Linked DNA regions of Homo sapiens: region 1 is linked to region 2. A link is an interaction called in ENCODE POLR2A ChIA-PET data of the cell type or tissue named here. Cell type or tissue: OCI-LY7. All regions are shown on one strand. Links, peaks and the distances in the headings refer to the core of each region. The heading gives the core; the rest is flanking DNA. Region 1 overlaps FOXN3 (forkhead box N3). Region 2 overlaps FOXN3 (forkhead box N3).

The links. ChIA-PET counts read pairs that join two places held together with the same protein. Peaks named below come from ENCODE experiments on the same cell type or tissue, not always from the same donor. Only the 100,000 strongest peaks of a DNase experiment are listed, where the experiment ranks them.
Region 1: POLR2A ChIA-PET joins it to region 2 with 9 read pairs; 2 of 35 experiments call an interaction of 5 or more read pairs at or near these places.

Annotation. Positions count from the first base shown.
Region 1 is chr14:89,316,007-89,318,916 of GRCh38, forward strand. The region is part of intron 3 of FOXN3 (forkhead box N3); the gene reads right to left. Among named protein-coding and RNA genes, the nearest start is that of FOXN3-AS3, 33 kb to the right of the region's middle. In OCI-LY7, for the core only: no CTCF peak of the experiment used is centred there; a DNase peak (open chromatin) is centred at 1,495; H3K4me3 peaks cover 711 bases; H3K27ac peaks cover 1,014 bases.
Region 2 is chr14:89,221,506-89,224,415 of GRCh38, forward strand. The region is part of intron 4 of FOXN3 (forkhead box N3); the gene reads right to left. Among named protein-coding and RNA genes, the nearest start is that of FOXN3-AS3, 130 kb to the right of the region's middle. In OCI-LY7, for the core only: no CTCF peak of the experiment used is centred there; no DNase peak of the experiment used is centred there.

The DNA.
Region 1 (2,910 bases), core at 226-2,725, 94 kb after region 2:
AATGGCCCATGACAATCATGCTTTCCTGTACCCACACCCTCCTGTGGTCCCCGCCAAAAGGAATCTGGCTTGGCCTCTTGACTTGCTACAGCCAATAGGACATTAGCAAATATGACACAAGGAGAAACTGTTGCGTATTGTGTATTGGGGCTTGCTTTCTCTTGTTGCTGGGAACCCTTCTGCCATCAAGTGAAAAAGCTTGGAATCGCTTCCTGAAGGATGTGAGACCCCACAGAGACAGGCCCCAGCTGTCCCAGACATCCCAGCTGAGGTCCAAATATACAAGGGAGCCCAGCTAACACCACAAGGAATAGAGATGAGCCATTCAAGCTGAGCCAACATACAGAACTGCTGAGCAAACAATGATTCTTCTTCTTCTTCTTTTTTGAGTCTCACTCTGTCACCAAGGCTAGATCATGGCTCACTGCAGCCTCGACCTCCCAGGCTCAAGCAATCCTCCTACCTCAGTCTCCTGAATAGTTAGGACTACAGACACGTGTCACCATGTCCAACTACTTTTTTTTTTTTTTTTAATATAGAGATGGAGTCTCATTATGTTGCCCAGACTGGTCTCGAACTCCTGGGCTCAAGTGATCCTCTCACCTCAGCCTCCCAAAGTGCTGGGATTACAGGCATGAGCCACTGCGCCCAGCCTATGATGAATTTTTTTTTTTTTTGAGATGGAGTCTTGCTCTGTCACCCAGGCTGGAGTGCAATGGTGCGATCTTGGCTCACTGCAACCTCCACCTCCCAGGTTCAAGTGATTCTCCTGCCTCAGCCTCCCGAGTAGCTAGATTACAGGGGCCTATCACCACGCCTGGCTACTTTTTGTATTTTTAGTAGAGACGGGGTTTCGCCATGTTGGCCAAGCTGGTTTTGAACTCCTGACCTCAGGTGATCTGCCAGCCTTGGCCTCCCAAAGTGCTGGGATTACAGGAGTGAGCCACCACACCCGGCCACCAATGATGATTCTTTTAAGCCATTAATTTGAGGTGTTTGATCAGCAGCAGGAGCTAACTCATATAACATTCTATGCAGTAGAACCTGCACCACAAAGCAGGATTTCAAGACTGCAATTGGCTTCAAGATGTAGTTTGACAGGTGACTTTAGTGGGTACCTAATGCAAAAAAACAAAAAATAAGTAAAACAGTAAAAGCAATTGACAATACTTTATAAAGCCTGGCCTCTGACAGTGAGTGAGGAAGCTCATAGGATGAAATCATCTGCACATGGCACAGCTGTTTTACATTCAACAGCAGCTCACTCAAGGTAACTCTTCCTACCAGCTCAGTGATGCCAGCTTCAGGAACAGCCACCCCACTTCCTGCGATGTTTTAGAAGGCAAGAGTTCTGGGTGTTAGTGCTGGAGCTGACAGGTAAATGTCCTCTGAGAGTTCCTTCTACCTCTGAGAGCCAGGAAGAAATCTAGACACCCTGGAGGGAATCACTCAGAAATCATTAGACAGTCATTGTACTTCTGAAAGTGCCTGTTTCCTGTTAAGCAGCTCAAAATGTCACCTGAGGGAAAGGCAAATTTCAGCAGGGGTAAAGTGTAGGGTCCCGCAGGAAGACTTCACTTATACGACTGTCTCTTAGAAGCACACCGGATCCTGACACTCCTCTTTCTCTGTGGGATCTGAAATGGTGACAAATAGGAGTTTGGCACCTTTGATTGCAACAATTGAACCTACCTCCTTTCCCCCCCCATAGAAATCCCTCCTTTCCCTGAACCTCTTATGGTACCAGTTCGGGGCCTGTTAGGAACCGGCTGCACAGCAGGAGGTGAGCGGCAGGCGAGCAGGCATTACTGCCTGACTTCGCCTCCCTCCTGTCCCATCAGCTGCAGCATTAGATTCTCATAGGAGTGCAAACCCTACTGTGAACTGCACATGTGAGGGATCTAGGATGCGCGCTCCTTATGGGAATCTAACTAATGCCTGATCCAAGGTGGAACAGTTTCATCCCAAAACTATGTCCCCTACCACTGAAAAACTGTCTTCCATGAAACCACTCCCTGGTGCCAAAAAGGTTGGGGACTGCTATATTAGGGCATCTTATATCCCCCAACTAGCCAGTAAGTTTCTTTAGAGTAGTAACTATGTTTTAATCTTCCCTCCTTCCCTCCCTTTTTCTTTTCTTTCTTCTTCTTCTTCTCTTTTTTTTTTTTTGAGGCGGAGTTTCACTCATGTTGCCCAGGCTGGAGTGCAATGGCGTGATCTCAGCTCACTGCAACCTCCACCTGCCAGATTCAAGTGATTCTCTTGCTTCAGCCACCCAAGTAGCTGGGATTACAGGTGCCCACCACCATGCCCAGCTAATTTTTGTATTTTTAGTAGAGATGGAGTTTCACCATGTTGACCAGGCTGGTCTCAAACTCCCGACCTCAGGTGATCCACCCATCTCAGCCTCCCACAGTACTGGGATTACAGGTGTGAGCCAACACACCCGGCCCCTTTTTCTTTCTCTCATTCATTGATTCAGCAATTGGTTATTAAAAAGCTACAGCCAGGCACAATACAGGAAGCAGCTCACAGCCCAGAGGGGAGAATGCCAAGAAATAATTATAAAACATAATCTTGGCTAACCGTTATCAAGCACCTTTTATGTGTCAGGCTGTGTTCTAAGGATTTTAAATGTTCACTCATTTAATCCTTGCATCAACCCTATGAGAAAGGCAGTGTTTTTATCCTCAGATACAGACAAGGACACTAATGCACAGACAGGTGATATAGCCTGGTTGTGCGCAGCAGTGACTGGTGGAGCTGACCACTCAAATCCGGGTTCTCCCTGCCTTCCTGCACCGTGGCCAGATGAAGCCGCCGACCCGATGCATCTGTATTCTATTTCATGGGCAATGTCAACTCAACCTAGGTTTTGGACTAAACAATGGTTACATCAAAGACGGGCTG
Region 2 (2,910 bases), core at 246-2,745:
AAAGCCTTGCAAATCCCTTAACATTTTCTAACAAATAAAGGATAACCAAACTGTATTATTCTGATTTTTCTTCAACACAGTCATAAAGAACTTGATTTTGCCAACTTCCTCACTGGATCAAAGGCCTTTGTCAGACTTTCGCCACTGTTTGTCTTATGCAGCAAGATCTCTCTCAGTGACACGGCTGGGAAGTAAAGTATCCCCTCTAAGAGAATTTTCCAATACAAGAAGCATCACCTCTTAAAATATCATTTTTTATTTTAAATATTTTAACCAAATTAAAAAATCACATCATACACCAACTTCCCTGTCTATATAATCTTTTTTTTTTTTTTGAGATGGAGTCTTGCTCTGTTGCCCAGGCTGGAGTGCAGTGGCGCGATCTCGGCTCACTGCAAGCTCCACCTCCCGGGTTCACGCCATTCTCCCACCTCAGCCTTCCAAGTAGCTGGGACTACAGGCGCCCGCCACGGCGCCCGGCTAATTTTTTGTATTTTTAGTAGAGACGGGGTTTCACCGCGTTAGCCAGGATAGTCTCCTGACCTCGTGATCTGCCCGCCTCGGCCTCCCAAAGTGCTGGGATTACAGGCGTGAGCCACCGCGCCCGGCCTACACAATCTTTTCTTGAGAACTTAGTTGTCACCGTGGAAACCCATCACTGGCCATTGCTGTGGCACACAGAGCTCTCCAGAGCTGATGTCACCTGAGAAGTACCCTGCCTATGCCCACTGTGGGGCTGGGGAGCTCTGGACAGAGTCAACTAAAGCTGGGAATATACCAGCTCATTTTAACATCTGTCAGCGTTGCCTGGTCCCCCAAGACAGGAAATACATGAAAATTATGCACAATTCCACAGAGTTTCAAGGTCTTTGGATTCTAATGGAAAGACGCTTACATATATTAAGATACAAAAAAATGTAAATCCAGTCTAGTGACAGCCAGAGGGCAGGGGACGTAGACTAATACAAGTGGACAGAGAAATCCGTAATGTTTACCGTGAATCTAAGGAGTGTGGGCCACATGAAATCTGCCTCTTTATTTTGTGGCCTCATTTACAAATGACTATAAAAAGGAGCTCAACCCAGGAGTCAGGGGCACAGACACCCAGCCGAGCTCAGGAGGACACCTGTTGGTCACCGAAACATCTCAGCAAGCCGGGAAGGCAGCCCCACCTTCCCACCCAAATTCACCTAGGAAGGCGATGCCCAAAACTACCTGGGATGACACAATTGATGGTTTCTTTAGTGAAATAAACATCATTTTCTTTGCTCTTCTCTCCTACCTCCCTCTACCCTTCCTTTAAAAAATAAAATAAAATAAAAATTTTAAAAAAGGAAATAATTGGGGGCAAAAGTTTTGCTGAGAGTATCTAAACTATGGAATCTGCCTTTAGTGTTTCTGTAGGATAAGAAACAATTTGGCCTCAATTTTTTTTTCTTTTTAAACAGAGACAGGGTCTCACTATGTTGCCCAGGCTGGTCTTGAACCCCTGGGCTCAAGCAATCCTCCCACCTTGGCCTCCCAAAGTGCTGGGATTACAGATGTGAGCCACCGCAACTGGCCTGGGCTTGGTTTTTAAAAAATGTGAACTGGAGAGCCAGATTTACTTACTGGTCTGTTATTTCCTGCAATCTCAATGACCGTGAGGCTTGTGACTGAGGCACAAGTTGAGTTGAGCCACTGTATGCTAGATCTATGAGGATGGGAGGCCGAGGGTGGAAGGGAAGCTGGCGAGGCTGTGTCGGGTGGTCCTGAAGTCGGCCTCCAGTGGGAAGAGCACTAGTCCCTGGGTGGGCAGGTGCAGACCACGGGCTGTGGTTCCAAGGCCAGACCCCATGGCCTCCTGCCTCCCCTTTCCCACAGCAAAGGTCACCACAAAGGCCAGGGGCAGGTTCTCCTGGGAGATCGCCCAGGGTGCAGGTTGCTGATGGCTTCCTACATTTCGGGTGAGAAGGGGCCTGCTTGTCCACCTTTGTGAGCTTCCTCAGGGCGAAGAAGAATTAGAAATTCCGAGGACTGAACTGCATTCCTGGGCAGCCTCCAGGAGCCTCCAATTGCTCAGACTTTCCTTCTTAAAGTTGCCAGAAGCCCCTGGTAGGTCCCTTTCAGAAAGCATCTGATTTGGAATTTATAGCAATTCTCCCACTGGGCAGTCGAGGGTGAGAGGTGGGCCGGGTGCGGCGCTGGTTGCTGGGGAAGAGACGTTTCCAAAGATCCCTGAGGTGTGGAAGTCAGGGGGAGAGGCGTCCTCATGGGAAGCAGGTCTTTCCATGCTTGGACAATTTGTGTGAGCATCTTTTACCCCCAGGAACATTTAGAATAAAGCAGAGAAATGCTTAAGGAAATCAGGTCTGTAGAATGAATTCCTTAAACAAGACATCAATGCAGATCAACATATCGATGCAGATCAATGTATCAATTGTTCTAACTATTTGAAATACTCACTGTATTTCAAACATAGTATTTCAAATATTTATAACGATTAAGAGAATCTGTCCATTAGAATAACAGACCAGCCTTGAGACTTTAACTTAAAATGTGGCATTAAATAATCAACTTAGATTTTGATTTGAAGTCAAAATCTCAGTAAGGTCATATATACTATACAAGAAAACTTAAAAGACCACAAGGTGTAACATACTTATGAGCTTAATTAGACTTATAAGAATTGCTTAAGTGCTCTAAGAGGCTTGTTTGTTGAGTCAGGCAATTGAGTACTTATAAATTTAATAAGTTCGATTTCCTTTACAAATGCAGCTTAAAATGTTTAAAGGAGTTTAATTAACTAAGTTTGCAAATCAGACCAAACATTAATAAAAGGCCTCCTTAAAAGTGATTATTAAAAACTGATAGGCTTATAAATAAAATGAGATCTGTGAACACCTGTCAAAAGCCTAAGGAGAGGTGAGA